Regions from separate parts of the Homo sapiens genome. Here regions 2 and 3 are each linked to region 1. The links are chromatin contacts, found by Hi-C or POLR2A ChIA-PET in ENCODE. All regions are on one chromosome and are shown on one strand. The core of a region is the stretch at or near the end of the contact, and the rest is flanking DNA. Distances in the headings are between cores, read along the strand shown. Region 1 has its middle 66 kb from the start of LINC01948. Region 2 has its middle 86 kb from the start of C5orf67. Region 3 overlaps ANKRD55 (ankyrin repeat domain 55).

Region 1 (5,004 bases), core at 1,552-4,051:
TGCTGTGCACCTGGAAAGGAGATAGTGCAAAGAGCCTCCAATTACAAACCAGCATAGGAAATAACTTATATACATGTAATATGAAGACGTTCATTTAAAAATTACTTAGTGAGAGCCTAATCCCTACTTGACCCCGGGCCAAATTCTAGAGACATAAACATAATAAAACACAGTCTCTACACTCAAGCTCATAGTGAGGAAGGCTACTGAAACTATCCACACCCTAGGAGTGGACGTTGTAGTTAGAGTATTTATGAAGTTCCTTTGTAATCTATGAAAATGCTAAGTAAATATGAAGACATTTTGAAACAACCACAAAACATTTGTAAAAAAAAAAACAACTTTATTATTCAAAAACGTATTTTCTGATCTTTTTTCCTTAATTTTACCTCCAAGGGGTTTCAGACTCCTGAGTTCCTCTTACCCAGTGGAAGAATGGCCAGCTCAGATGGTTGGGAACATATCAAACACTTTCTAGCATGTAATATCCACTCAACAATTTTTGTTGAATGAATGAAAGCAGGCAGAATTTGAATAATAAACTGAGATGGAATAGGGCATAGGAAGACAGGATATGGAAATGGAGTTTCATCGAGAGTAAATATACACAGCAGAGGTTTTCCTACTTTCTTGGGGTCATAATCCCCTGAGAAAAATCGAAACCAATTCCGATTGCTCCAAACATTTTATGTATCAAGCAGAGACTTTATGATATAGGACCTTGCCAACATTTCAGGACAGGTTAAACAAACAAACAACAACAACAACAACAAAAAACAAAACAAAAAACCACAACTTTTATGTCTGACTTTCTTTTAGGAAAGATACTTCTAATTTTTTCTTCCTTTTTTTTTTTAATTGTAGGATTTCAGATGCCTCATTCATCGGGCTCATTCAATATGCTCTTTTTGTTGTACAGGTTACATAGGCATCTCAGAGGAGATATTTAGTTGGATGAATAAATGGATCTAGAAAAATATCATCTTATTTTGACAAAGGAAGAAAGGTGAGAAAGGCAGGGAAGCTCAGGGAAACTGATGCTAAGAGGGGCCTCAAGAAAGGTGAGATTTACCATTCGTGGCCATACCAAGGAATTTAGTTACAGATAGATCCTTCTATGGGCACAGTAGCTGGCACCTCCACTAGAACAATTATAATCATTTCTGAGCATCAATCTCCTAAATTATAGAGATGCATAAAAAGATTAGATGAACTCAGTTTTCTAACTTCAGTAGAAATTCTTTAAAATTTGCTACTTATCTCTTCATATGGACGCCACAAGAATATAGCTAACAGAGATTAAATACTTGGAAAAATTAAAAGACCTATTCAAATGTATCCTATTTCATTTAAGTACTAGTTTGTTCTTCCTTTCTTGACTCCAAGTCAGCTCTCAGTAGAAAAAATGGTCTATGAGAAAAGAATGTCACAAAAATGTCAGCTCCAGATCTAAGAGGAGTCTGAATAAGTTCAAGCAGCAAGTCTAAAAGAAATTAACTCCTCATCCCCTGCTTCCTATTCCCTTTTCTGTTTTATTTTGACAGGCATCTGTGTGGATGGGGTACCTTAAGTTTGCTGTGGTAAAAATATTGTGATAATATCATGTTGTGTGTTCTCTTGCCCTGCTGTGATGGTTAATACTGAATGTCAACTTGATTGGATTGAAGAATGCAAAGTATTGATCCTGGGTGTGTCTACGAGGGTGTTGCCAAAGGAGATTAACATTTGAGTCAGTGGACTGGGGAAGGCAGACCCACCCTTAATCTGGTGGTCACAATCTAATCAGCTGCTGGCTAATTTTCTGTCTGGCTAAGCAGACAGAAAAACGTGAAAAGGCAAGACTGGCCTAGCCTCCCAGCCTACATCTTTCTCCCGTGCTGGATGCTTCCTGCCATCAAACACTGGACTCCAAGTTCTTCAGTTTTGAGACTGGGACTGGCCCTCCTTGCTCCTCAAGCTTGCAAATAGCCTATTGTGGGACCTTATGATCATGTTAGTTAATACTTAATAAACTCCCCTTTATATATATAATATCCTATTAGTTATGTCCCTCCAGGGAACCCTTACTAATACACCTGCCAACATAAGAACCAGAAGGAAGAAGTGCAGACGAGCTGGAAGAGTAAGGTGCATGAGTAAATATGAGCTGAGCTACTCAGAATTTTGACAGGACCAATAATTCCTGAAACCTTTGATGTCTGTTTTATACATACACACACACACACACACACACACACACACACACACACACACACTGACCTCCCACAGTGTGCCAGTTAAAACAATGAAATCCCAGAAGAGTTAACTTGACCGAGTCTGAGAAAGCATTACTAGATATCTAAGGACAAAGAAAGAACAAAACTATTTTTAAAAATCTGAAAATGTTAAAAGCTCCAAGAAAAGAGTTAAGATGTGTCTTAAGAATTCAAAAGCCCTCAAAGCTAGCAGATAATAAAGAGAAGAGTGAGTTGACAGTGACAACAAGGCAAATTCTGGCCTTGAATTGCAATCTTTAGGTTCCAGGCTTAGGACTCTCAGAAATTTCATAGCTCCTTGGTTTTGAAATAATGTAAACAATGGCCTAGAAAGACATTCCTGAGAAGTAGACTGGACTGCAGATAAGAAGCTGGACCCAAGGCTCAGGCTGGTGTTAAGACTGTGCAATCTACTTCTCTGTGAAACTTTCTTGGGGGTGAGAAGTTTAGAGTCAACAACTGGAAGAACTCTGTAGAGAGGCGTGGCCCAATTGCTGCTTCCTCTTTTCTCCTGGGGGCAAGTTTCATCAGTCTCAGAGCCCTGCTGTTTGTCATGGGAAATGGGGTGATGGCTGTAGTTCCTGTCTCAGTCTTATTGGTCGATCATACCCTGTCAGCGACCTAGGACATGGTAAGCACTCAAGCACACCATAATTATTTAATATTGATGCAGGGGCTGCCACGACTTAACAATATATTAATGACCAATATTTCATTACTGTGGGTTTGGGGACAGTCAGCCTTAATAGCAGGAGGCTAAACCAGAGTGACTAAAGAGCATCAGAGGATTTCGGATAGCACAGGCGGCAAAGGTCCATAGTGAGACAGCCACGGGGCAAAGGCAACTGGCTTTCTTTACTGAAGAACTACTTTGTGTCGGAGAACCTACTATAAGGAGTTATATTAGAGGTGAAGTTTCTCATGCATGGAGAGACTAGGAGTGATGGTTGACCCCAATATCTTTTTTTTTTTTTTAGAAACAGGGTCTTGCTCTGTGGCTCAGGCTAGAGTGCAGTGGCATAATCATAGCTCACTGTAGCCTCGAGCTCCTGGGCTGTAGGGATCCTCCTTCCTCAGCCTCCTGAGTAGTTGGAACTACAGGTGTGTGCTACTGCATCCAGCTAATTTTTAAAAACTTTTTTTGTAGAGACAGATTCTCACCCCCTTGCCCAGGCAAGTACAGAGATCCATGTACTGGCGCGGTGGCATAGTGGCTCATGCCTGTAATCCCAGCACTTTGAAAATCCTAGGTGGTAGGATTGCTTTAGCTCAGGAGTTCAAAATCAGCCTGGGCAACATAGCAAAAACATGTTTCTACAAAAAATATTTTAAAATGTAGCTGAGTGTAATGGTGCATGCCTCTGGTCCCAGCTACTCAGGAGACTGAGGCCAGAGGATCATCTGAGCCTAGGAGGTCAAAGCTGCAGTAAGCCATGATCACACCACTGCACTCCAGCTTGGAAGACAGAGCAAGACCCTGTCTCAGAAAAAAAAAAAAATGTTTAAAGAAGACAATTAATTTAGATATTTCAGGATTCCCACAAAATATCAGCAGCTAATAAAATCCTGTGCTAGGCCTTACCAAGACAAAATAACATTTAGCCCTATATTTGATGCCTCTCCCATAAAGTCTCAATTTTCTATTGCTATTTAAAAAAATGATGCCATGAAAATACAAAGCAGCTGAAATGAATTATGAGTCCTTTTCGGGGAGGAGAAGGGGGAAAATCTTTCCCCAGGGGCACATTTTTTAAAGTTCCTCTTTCTATTTGAAATGCTTCCTGACTTGAAGCCTTGCAAGAATTTCACAATTAGATGGGTGCAGGGAAGAACAGTTCTGCAGAGTAGCAGAACATTTCTTGCAAATTAAAAAATTATTTGGTTCTGTCGCTAACCTTATTCAAAACTCACTCAATGGTTTACAAAATGCCGGTTCCTCTTAGTTATTTCTTATCAGTGTTCTTATGCAGAGAAGTGTATAAAATACACTGTATAAAATTATGAATGCTAATTGCAAGATTTTCAGGTTCTTAATATTAACAAAGATACATCATAAGCCATCTTTGTTAATCAGCAAATTAAACCTATTACACCAAGTCGACTTCTAAGATTTGTCAAAGTATAATTATTTTTAAGTTAAAAACTTAACTCTCATAAAACATATAGTGAGCAGATGTCAAAGATTTATTTAACTCAACGAGAGAAGAAGCAGAATGACAAAGCTGGAATAAAGAAGAGTATGACAACCATCACGTGGATAGTCATTGGAAGTAATTCTGAAATAAGAGTGCAAAGTTAGACACCAAACTGGTTAATGTCCTACAGGGCAATAAAGCCATAACCATCGGGGTTACCCTTTTTTTTTCTGGACAGATGTCTTTAGCAATGTAACATTTTCTATGGGATAACATCAAACTTTACAGAGTCTGGGTCCTAATTAGTAAGACACACAATGTTACCTCCCCCTAGAATATCAGATGACTTTTGGGCAAGCAGATTAAAAGGTATGCATTCATCTTTTTTCTTTATTTTCAAGATTTGGATAACTCTTCTTAATGGATCTTAGAAAAACATGCAGAAAAACCCAGAATTCTCCAGGAAGAGTCCAGTGTTCCCATCTTTATTAATCTGGCTTAGCTGGCATTTGTATTGTCACGGGAGAGAGTCGGGATAAGGACAACATAAATAGGAAAGCTTGATCAAGAATTCCCTTACTTCACAGTTACTGCCTAAATGCAGATATTAATAC
Region 2 (5,004 bases), core at 1,290-3,789, 280 kb before region 1:
CAAGCTCCGCCTCCCGGGTTCACGCCATTCTCCTGCCTCAGCCTCCTGAGTAGCTGGGACTACAGGCGCCCGCCACCACGCCCGGCTAATTTTTTGTATTTTTAGTAGAGACGGGGTTTCACCGTGGTCTCAATCTCCTGATCTAGTGATCCTCCCGCCTCGGCCTCCCAAAGTGCTGGGATTACAGGCTTGAGCCACCGTGCCCGGCCCGCAGTGTGCCATTTTATAAGGTCATGTCCTCTCCGTAAACACCTCTGATATCTTCCCAGGTCTAGTTTTTGCGTCTGCCTCTGTGCTGTACTTTATTCTTGTCCTACCCACTTCGAAACTGTCCTTTGAGGGCAGGGATCATATATTGTTTTATTTCATATTTTTTATAAACTTTTTCCAGCTTGATGTTTCACAAATATGTAAAATAATTTTTAATGGTTATGTGTTTGCTCTCTTTAATTAGGGAAAGTAATATAAGTTTCTGTCCATAGCAGGGATAAGCTTTCCTTTAAAAATACATTTCTTTACTTTTTAAGAAATGAGTTGATTTAAATAGAAATACTGACAGCCCAGGTCATGTGTAGAAAAGGCACAAGGTAAAAATTGTGAAGGTGGCACTAGAGATTGCCAAGCACTGACACAGGTGCTCAGTTAATGTCATTGGAACTGAACTGGGAGGAGAAAGCAGATGTGCTTGGGTCTGTTTTGGTCGGGGGAGGGAGGAGAAGGATGAGGATCAGCACAGTAAGGTAGGGGGGATAAGGAGAGGGGGAGACAAGAAGGTGAAAGGGGACGGGAGAGAAGCTTTAGGGTTGGAAGCAGGGTGCATCAGAGCCACTACTTGAAAAGGGAAGGGAACAAACAGTTTTATTGTGAGTCCACAGAGTATCAAGCCCTGCACTGGGTGTTTTATACACATTATTTAATTTCAACATGAAGGAGAATGATGTAGGGAAAAAGAATTGGGGACCATGTGGGGAGTATAAAAGAAAATGAGCCCTAAAACTGGAGAAAGGGGATGAAAAATGTGGGAGATGCCCTACATTTATCTAGAGGGAATCTTATTTAGGGCATGGGTGGATGGATGGTGTGTATGGAACTGTTTTGTTATGCAGCTGCAGGACAGGCACTTTGCCCTGAGATTTATGTAGAACATTCCCCTTGTTTTCCCACAATGCACTCCTCATAAAGGGGCTTCCTTCCCAGAGCATGTGTAAACTGAGGTCAGAGTGTTGATTAACCATTGAGGTATCCACTTTCAATCCTGTGTTGTGTATGGCAGCGTAGGGGACAAAAAGGAAGATTGCTCATTTATTTATTTGTTTATTTTATTTATTTATTTTTTTGAGACAAGATCTCGCTCTGTCACCCAGGCTGGAGTGCAGTGGCACGATCATGGCTTACTGCAGCCTCAACCTCCTGGGCTCAAGTGATCCTGCTGCCTCAGCTTCCTGAGTGGCTGGGACCACAGGCGTGTGCTACCATGCCTGGCTAATTTTTTTAAGTGTTTTGTAGAGATGGGGGTCTCACTATATTGCCCAAGCTGGTCTCAAACTCCTGGGCTCCACCTCCCAAAGTGTCGGGATTACTGTCATGAGCCACTGTCCCTGGCCTAGTTTTTTCTTTATAGTTTAGATTTTCCCTCTGATAATTCTTCGCTTGCTATTTTTCAAATGTAATGGCAGCCTGGGGACTGGTGGGCGAGCGGTGGGGGTGCAGGATGACTCACCCAGGAGTCAAACCGAAGATCTCAGAATGTCTCTCTTATTTGTACTCTGATAAAGGCAAGTTCAGTTCATATTTATGAGAGAGTACCATAATAAAAGCAAACAAACAAAACAACAACAACAACAAAAAAAAACAAACAAAAAAACTCCCCAAAGCCAAAAAAACATTAAATCAACCTTTAAGTTCCGGTGTGGTGCAGCAGTCCTAATTTACCCTTTGTGATTTCTTTTATGTCTTGCTTCCAAATGGCAATGAACATGTCTTTCCACCACTCTGGGGAGGAAATAAGAAGTTACTCACAAAGACAGGTGGGGCTCAATCTGCAGAGCCAGGACACCTTGGACCTTGGCTGTTACAACCCAAAATACCTTTTTCGTTGTGTTTTAGATCTATACTTGTTTAAAAGTTGTTTTTAACTCATCCTCTGGGGAGCTCGGGTGATGGGGAAATAACTATTTCAACAGTTTGACCCTCTCGCATGCCCATCTTGGGAACCAGACGGCTGGGCTTGGCCAAGAATAAATGGAACTTGAGTTTCAAAACCTTCCTACCCAGTAAAGTTTCAAATTTGTAGCCTTTGAAGACAGAGAAGATGTGAAATGTAGCAAACTGCGTTGGACATTAACCAACAATTGTTTGGAGAATTCTCTTGCTTTTTTGGACAAGAAACCCTTGACAGCCATGATTTTAAAAATCCTTCTTTATAATCTTCTGGGTAACTGGGACTGTACGACCTCTGAAACCCTCTTATCTGCCTAAACATTCTTTGATCCACCCACCTTAAGCAGAACAGGAAAAGGTTTTGTTTGGTTTTGTTTTTAGGCGTTGTCGCACCCTAATGGAAACTTTTTAGGTTGTGTATTAGACTGGCCAAATTAAAAACATCTAAATACAACACCTCAAAACGTGTTGTTTATAATTCAGTGTGGAAATGAATAGAAAGTAAATTCAGCTTTGGGTTAAAAAAAGTTTTAACAAAAGTTATCTCAGTTGAGGAAACTCCATTCTGTTAATTTGATGTTCTCGTCCTTTCCAATCTCCTCACTCCCTTTTTGCTGTCGTTTGAAATCATAATCCATTGAAATCAACTAAATCTATTAAAATCTATCAAATCAACTTCTGATAACTGTTAAAATTCTTTTGTCATGTTAGGACTTCAAAAATGGCATCAGTTCAGTTACTTTGCTATTATAACCCCTTTGCGGGTAGGGAGATTAAGAAGTAATATGTAGAACAAAAGAAGAAACCACACAAGAGATGAAGAAAATTAAATTAATTTCCAGCTATGTTGTAATCTTAAGAGAAAGCAAAATGTACCTCCTAAATGAGTATCTATATATTCCATATATATGTATTTACACACACACTCACACACACACTCAATTTCCTTGGAACAGAAAATTATCAAGAGAATTTGAACTTTTAGTCAATTATCATTTCCCCAACATATGGATACCTTGTGATATATTCTTAAATAGAGGTGCTATTAGAATTTTTGGAGCTAAGTTATACTGAAAATATGACCAAACTTTAAAAAATACATAAGAATGAAGGAAATGAAACTGAATACTTACTAGGACTTCTGAAGCCTACTCTGAATTAAAATGAGGTAGAAAAAATAAACTATAGTTGCCAGGTGAGGACTCACATTGTCTCACTTGGAAATGGGGACATGAGCCCTTGGTACAATCATCTTTTTATCACTGGAAGAATTAAAGGACTTCCCACATCAGTTACTCTTTGATTGTTCCAAAACCCAAGTCCAAGTTCCTGTAATGCCTGGCAGTAACTTCTTCTGACCCAAAGTAAAGGTTAGTAGAACATAGCATTTCCAGGCTGTGATGTTAGAGGCACAAATATGACATGCTAATGTTACTTTTTAAACGTTACTCTAAGAAAAGATTTAATCTCTGCACTATTACTTGTGTTACTATCTACTGATGTAAAGAAAGCCATGACTTCTAGATTGGTGGATGGATTTTGGTGACAATCTTGAATTAGAATCTTGGCTTTACTACATTTTCATTTTGTGAACCTAGGCAAGCTAACTTCTCTGAGACATAGTTTCTTGCCTGTAAAATAGGTATAATAATAACCTCTAATGGGGTTTTGTGAGGATGGAGTGAGAAAATAGGTAAATCACCTGCTTAGTAGAGATCATTCCCCCATTGTCCTTTTCTAGGACTCACAGGTTTTTAAATTGCTAACATTAAGGATTCTCACACTTTACCATTGAAACTACTTTTTTAGGTTTCTTGGAAGTGTTTTTGTCTCTCCTGATCTTTAATATCCTTCTTCTATGTGTTTCCTTTTTCATCCCTATTCTTCCCTCCTTGATCTGATATTCACCCCAATACATATTTAAACCTCCCATCTTGGTTTTCTCTATCCAACTTTACTTTCTTCCTTTTTTCTTCCTGGCAACCAAATAACTTCTTTGATCCTGAGTACTTTATCACTCTCCAGGAACAATTCAGCTATGCATATTGCCTGTAAAAACATTATGGCATTACAAATAATTTTCAAGGAAAAAATTCTACCAATACATCCTCTTTCTGTCTCTGATCATACGCTTATATTTTAAAAATGCATTTTGTAAATAATATTTGTAAATAGTGTAGTGCAACGGAAAAAGTACAGAAAGAGGGAGATCAGTTCCTGTTCAGCTCTTGTGATCCTTGGTCGGTCCATTTATCTCTTAAAACCTCAATTTCTTCATCTGTTAAAAAAAAAAAAAAAGGCAGTTGGAGAGGTTATCCCTGTGTTCTCTTTCAGCTTTAAAAATGGTCTATGAATTGGTATCTCTATAAAAAGGCAATGTTCTTCCTATACTGGCTAACCCAGGAATGCAACTGATCACATATCATTATTTGCTTTTTTCACTGAGTTCCTTTGTGTGAGTGCAGAGAATAAGCAGAAGACAAGATTCTGTAGCACAGGTAGTAGGTAGGACATGCTGCCTGATGGGTCAGTACCCTCTTGGCCACCTTCTACCACTTGGGCCTGCTGATCTTTAGCCACACTGATGCTCTCGAATGGTTCTCTTGCTTGGTCCCCTGTAGGACAGGTCTCATAACCAAGTTTATGAAATGGCTGGACAAGATTAGAAGTTCAAGCTTTGGCCATGGAAAACAACAGATCTATTGGTCTGTGCCAGAAACAGATCACAAAAATCTCTCTGCTCTCATGAGCAGCAGCAGCAGCAGCAGCAGCAACATTTCACCAAGAGTGCAGGTCCAATCCGATGGGGATATCAGCTTCATGGGAGGCTGGGGGAGGACAGCA
Region 3 (5,004 bases), core at 1,726-4,225, 270 kb after region 1:
TGTGGAGATGGGGTTTCACCAGGTTAGCCAGGCTGGTCTCGAACTCCTGTCCTCAAGTGATCCACCTGCCTCGGCCTCCCAAAGTGCTGGGATTATAGGCGTGAGCCACCACGCCCAGCCTAGATATATATTATATCTAGATATGTTATATCTAGGGAGAAAGAAAGAATTAAATTCAAGAAAAAGTCATGTTATTTTATTTTATGGCCCTTTCTTCTTTTGTTTTGTTGACTCAGCTATCCAATTTATTTCCCAGACTTGACTCCAGGTGACTGTTATTTCCAAAACCTACTCTCAAAAAACTAAGATTTTCATGGTATTAGAGGTGTTTATGAGATATAAATAAGTAAATAAAATTTTATACCAATTAGAATTTTTTAAAAATGTCCTGTAGACTTTAGAGCAGGAGTCCTTACCCATATTTATGACATGGACACATCTTCATGTGTTTGTGAAACCTATGGATAACTTCTCAGAAACATACCTGAAATTAGGCTGGGTGCAGTGACTCACACCTGTAATCCCAGCCCTTTGGGAGGCCGAGGCAGGAGGATTGCTTGAGCTCAGGAGTTCAGGATCAGCCTGGGCAACATGGCTAAACCTCATCTCTATTTAAACTTCTTTTTAAAAGGAAAAAAATATCAAAAAGGAAAAATATCTGAAATTACAGAAAATGAAACATATAAGATTGCGAAAGAAATCAAAATATTAAAATACAGCTATCAAAACATTCTTTTATTTATTTATTTATTGAGACGGAGTCTCGCTTTGTCGCCAAGGCTGGAGTGCAGTGGTGCGATCTCAGCTAGCTGCAACCTCCACCTCCAGGGTTCAAGTGATTCTCCTGCCTCAGCCTACCGAGTAGCTGGGATTACAGGCACCCACCGCCACACGTGGCTAATTTTTGTATTTTTTAGTAGAGGCGGGATTTCACCATGTTGGCCAGGCTGGTCTCGAACTCCTGACCTCAAATGATTCATCCACCTTGGCCTCCTAAAGGGCTGGGATTACAGGTGTGAGGCACCACGCCCAGCCTATTTATTTATTTATTGAGACGGGGTCTCACTCTGTGAGGCCAGAGTGCAGTGGTGCAATCTCAGTTCACTGCAACCTCTGCCTCCCAGGCTCAAGTGACTCTCCCACCTCAGCCTCCCAAGTAGCTGGGACTACAGGCGCATACCACCATACCCAACTAATTTTTTTTTTTTCTGTAGAGGCAGAGTTTCACCATGTTGCCAAGGCTAGAAAACATTTTAAAGACCAAATTTATGATAATAACATATAAGGTTGTTTATTAATGCGTTAAATAAGATTTGATGGTAGGAGCACAAACTGCTACAATTGTTGAAGTAGTGAGACATGTAGTGATCTGCAATCACTAATGTAATAGCACTGTACCTATAATTTATAGAGGTGGCAAAGTCACAGGTACTGTTTATACTACTGTGGGTTGTTGCCTATATTCATAATTGAAAAAGATGTTAAATTTCAATTAGAAGTTAGTGAAAATAGGCCGGGCGCAGTGGCTCACGCCTGTAATCCTAGCACTTTGGGAGGCCAAGGCAGGCGGATCATGAGGTCTAGGAGTTCAAGACCAGCCTGGCCAATATGGTGACGCCCATCTCTACTAAAAATACAAAAATTCAACGGGCGTGGTGGCTCGCACCTGTAGTCCCAGCTACTAGAGAGGCTGAGGCAGGAGAATCTCTTGAACCCAGGAGGTGGAGGTTGCAGTAAGCCGAGATGGTGCCACTGCACTCCAGCCTGGGTGACAGAATGAGACTCCGTCTCAAAAAAAAAAAAAAAAGAAGTTAGTGAAAATAAAGATGTAATTATTTCTCTGATGAAACTCACACATCCTTATTTCTATCCATGGATAGAGCTCTTGCTCTAGTGGCAATTTCCAAAAAAAAACCTCCCAAAAGTATTTTGAGCAATGAGTAGAATAATTGTATAGCCTCCCAAGGTGATCTCCTTGGAACAGGAAGATTGTTTTATTTTAATTATTCAACAAATATTTGTTCAGTACCTGCCATGTCTCATGTGGGCTTCATCCCTGCTATGATGGAGTTCACAGTTTAGTGCAGAAGAATGTAGATGTTCTTTTTTTGTTGAAAATTAAATCTATCAACTTAGGCTTCTATTCTGAAGGCTTTGTTTTATAAGTTTGTTCTTGTTAGAATTGGCTCCTAGACTTCTATGGCCTAAGTTCGTTTTATTGTTTTTCTTGTCTGATTTAAATTATGAAAACTCCCATTCTAAAGTCTTTTTTTAAAAATGTCAGACATATTATTCTTATAATTATTACAGGGAGAAAGTGAGAGTTTTTAAAGAGTGTCGTTATTAGCAGCCCTTCCTAGTGCCCTAAAATCCAACCTCAGAGTATTCTTGGCCTTCAGTTACAGTCTTTGGCTATCGTGATGCTCACCGTCTATCTACTCAGTTTAGGAAATTCCAAAACAAAGACAATGAATTAATTTACTAAGCTTTCTGATGTATAAGATTGTTTTTCAAATAAAAATGAAAGAAAATGGCTTTCATTACTGTACTTGTAACACCATCTAGTTTTTAAAACTAGATCTACTTTTAAAGTACATATTAATTCCAATTTTTTATCTAAGGGAGACCCTCTATCACTTTTGTTGGGGGTGATCATATATGATTAGAGGATTAAGTATGTTAATTTTTAAATGTCAACCAGAGCCAAGCTGCTGGAAATTCTAGATCCTTCAAAGCATCTGGAATTGTTTACTGACCTCTCAGCCAGCAGACACCTGCTATAATTCTTAACCCTCCCCCTCCACCACCCCACCCCGAACCGCCAACCAAGACGGGGAACAAACCAAGCACCCAGCCACATCAACATTTCTCTCTGTGTGCCTTTCAGTGTTGTCTAGAGACACTCTAAAAGTACAGTTCTGAAACATGAAACCTGCTAAGCACTAAAGCAGATTTCTGGTTCAGAAAACACAAAAGTGGTTTTGAAAAAAAAAAAATGTTCTGAGAAGCTGATAGGACTTGTAAGCCTTTAACTGAAATTGTGGTGGCACAGGTTCAAGGCGCAGAATTACTCATCAACACAAGACACTGTTCCAAAGCAACCCTACTATGCACCCAACAGTTAGAACATACATTTTGTCTTATCAGCAATCTAAAATCAGATCCCAAGTCAACCAAAACTTAACATTTCCCCTCAAAACATTCTGGAGAGCTTATATTTTTAACTGAATATGTGTTCCTCCTCACTCTTTGAGCCAATCAATACTTTTTGATTTTCAGAAGAGTAGAATTCTCCCGTCACCAGGGCCATCTGGGTGTTTGTTGCAACATGCCTGATAGTGACTGCTAGATTGTCAGCTCCTAGATGCTTCGAAGGCTCAGTTTATCCCTCAGTGAAACTCCAGGAAGTAACTGGTTGGAAAGGTCTCCATAACTTGGACACAGATGGCTGTCTTATCCAACAGACTCTGATTTTATATTCCCTATGAGTCCAAGTGATCTTTGATAAGCTGCAATTCACTAATTAATTCTTCCAGTAAGCATTTCTTGAACACTTACTGTGTGCTCAGTGCAGGGAGCATACCATGCTGAATATGCCACAGCATCTGCCTTTATGTGCATCACAGCTTAATCGTGATTTCTGTCACTGCTTAGTACAGATACCAATTGCTAAGCCTGATGTTTGCCCCTTAACTGGTCACCAGAATTTTAACATAAGACAACTACAATTTCTGCGGGCCCAACAGAAGTTGAAGAAAGAAGAAGAAGAAAGGAGAAGGAAGCAGTTGTAGGAAAATGTTCCTAAATAAAGTGTGCAATACCAACCGCTGCCTTTGAGCTGCTTTTGAAAGCTTTGGTTTTCACATTATTAACTCTAAGAGGATTTATTCTTATTTCTCATCAGCCCAAATGAAAAAAAGAAAAAGAAAAAAAAGCGGCAGGAAATTTCCCTTTACTTGACTGAGTGTTCACAGCCCATTTATATTGCACAAGTATTTAGAAAAGTAATGAAGTAATTTGGGTCTTGATTTGGAGCCATTCAGAGGATCACCAGTTATTTTCAAGATGTTCTCAAGTTTTGTGGTGACGGTGAACTGGGTGGGAGAATATGTATTATGTATGTGTATATATCTTATAAAAATAAATGTTTGCCAACTGCACTTTCAGGAGGACCCTTGAGGCAATGCCAAATGAAACAAAAATATAGGGTACCAATCCTTACACTAGTAAGAACCATCATTTTAGAAAGTAAGACAACCTTGAATCCAGCTACAATTACAAAGAAAGGAATTTTTTAGCATCTGAGCTCATTCCCAAAATGAAATTCTACCACCATGATGTGTGGAAAGAACATTTTTTTCTCCAGAGTCAGAGAAACAAGTATTGAACCCTAGCTCTACCATGGACTCAGTCAATGGCCTTAGGCAAATTACTTAATCTGTATTTCAGTTTCCTTGCCTGTAAAATAGGCTTAAAACTACTAACCCCTTAGGATCATGTAAAGATTCTATGAGATAGAATATACAAAGCTCTTGGCACCAAGTAGGTGTATGAAAAATGATAGCACTCCTCCCACCCCACCCCTTCACCAAACTATGCAAGAGTTGGGTTTTGTGGGGGGGTTTCTTGCGGTTGTTTAAAGAGAATAACTCTTAAAGTCTGAAACTGTATTTAGGAGACAATAATTAACACTGCATTACCATTGTTTAATTCACAACCACATTTTCGCACTGAATTCCCACATCTCTAAATCATACTTCTGCATATACTCATTGCCATCTACCTCACGTTTGACAGTGCAGTGGTCTATGGCCAGAACCACCCTGAACGCACCTGACCTCAGAAGTTAAGCAGGGTTAGGCCTGGTTAGTAATTGGATGTGAGATAGTACAGTAGTACAAAGGACAAGATTGTTTGGAGCACTCATCAAAAATCCTGACAAGTTTCAGCTAATGAGTTGGTAACAATGATCATATCAGACAAGTTCATTGTCTATAAAGGAGA

What was found. A loop is a pair of places that touch in the nucleus more often than their neighbours do. ChIA-PET counts read pairs that join two places held with the same protein, here RNA polymerase II (POLR2A). Pooled maps may share reads with other maps.
Region 2: a loop to region 1 is called in a pooled map, with 8 times the contacts of the local background. The contact joins two enhancer-like sites. A Hi-C loop is called at or near these places in 22 of 37 single-sample maps with no recorded cell type and 5 of 50 pooled maps. POLR2A ChIA-PET finds 5 or more read pairs at or near these places in 3 of 52 experiments (GM12878, WTC11 and activated B cell).
Region 3: a loop to region 1 is called in a map with no recorded cell type, with 5 times the contacts of the local background. The contact joins two enhancer-like sites. A Hi-C loop is called at or near these places in 6 of 37 single-sample maps with no recorded cell type and 5 of 50 pooled maps.

Annotation. Positions count from the first base shown.
Region 1 is chr5:56,413,273-56,418,276 of GRCh38, reverse strand. No RefSeq gene overlaps it. Among named protein-coding and RNA genes, the nearest start is that of LINC01948, 66 kb to the left of the region's middle. RefSeq lists an enhancer at 2,893-2,942. Within about 2 kb of position 2,801, at least 16 of the 41 ENCODE cell types and tissues checked have a DNase peak (open chromatin) inside an H3K27ac peak, as active enhancers do.
Region 2 is chr5:56,690,071-56,695,074 of GRCh38, reverse strand. No RefSeq gene overlaps it. Among named protein-coding and RNA genes, the nearest start is that of C5orf67, 86 kb to the right of the region's middle. Within about 2 kb of position 2,539, at least 3 of the 41 ENCODE cell types and tissues checked have a DNase peak (open chromatin) inside an H3K27ac peak, as active enhancers do.
Region 3 is chr5:56,146,647-56,151,650 of GRCh38, reverse strand. All of the region lies in intron 6 of ANKRD55 (ankyrin repeat domain 55), which reads left to right. It also overlaps the pseudogene RNA5SP184. Among named protein-coding and RNA genes, the nearest start is that of ANKRD55, 84 kb to the left of the region's middle. RefSeq lists a cis regulatory region at 2,681-3,181. Within about 2 kb of position 2,975, at least 4 of the 41 ENCODE cell types and tissues checked have a DNase peak (open chromatin) inside an H3K27ac peak, as active enhancers do.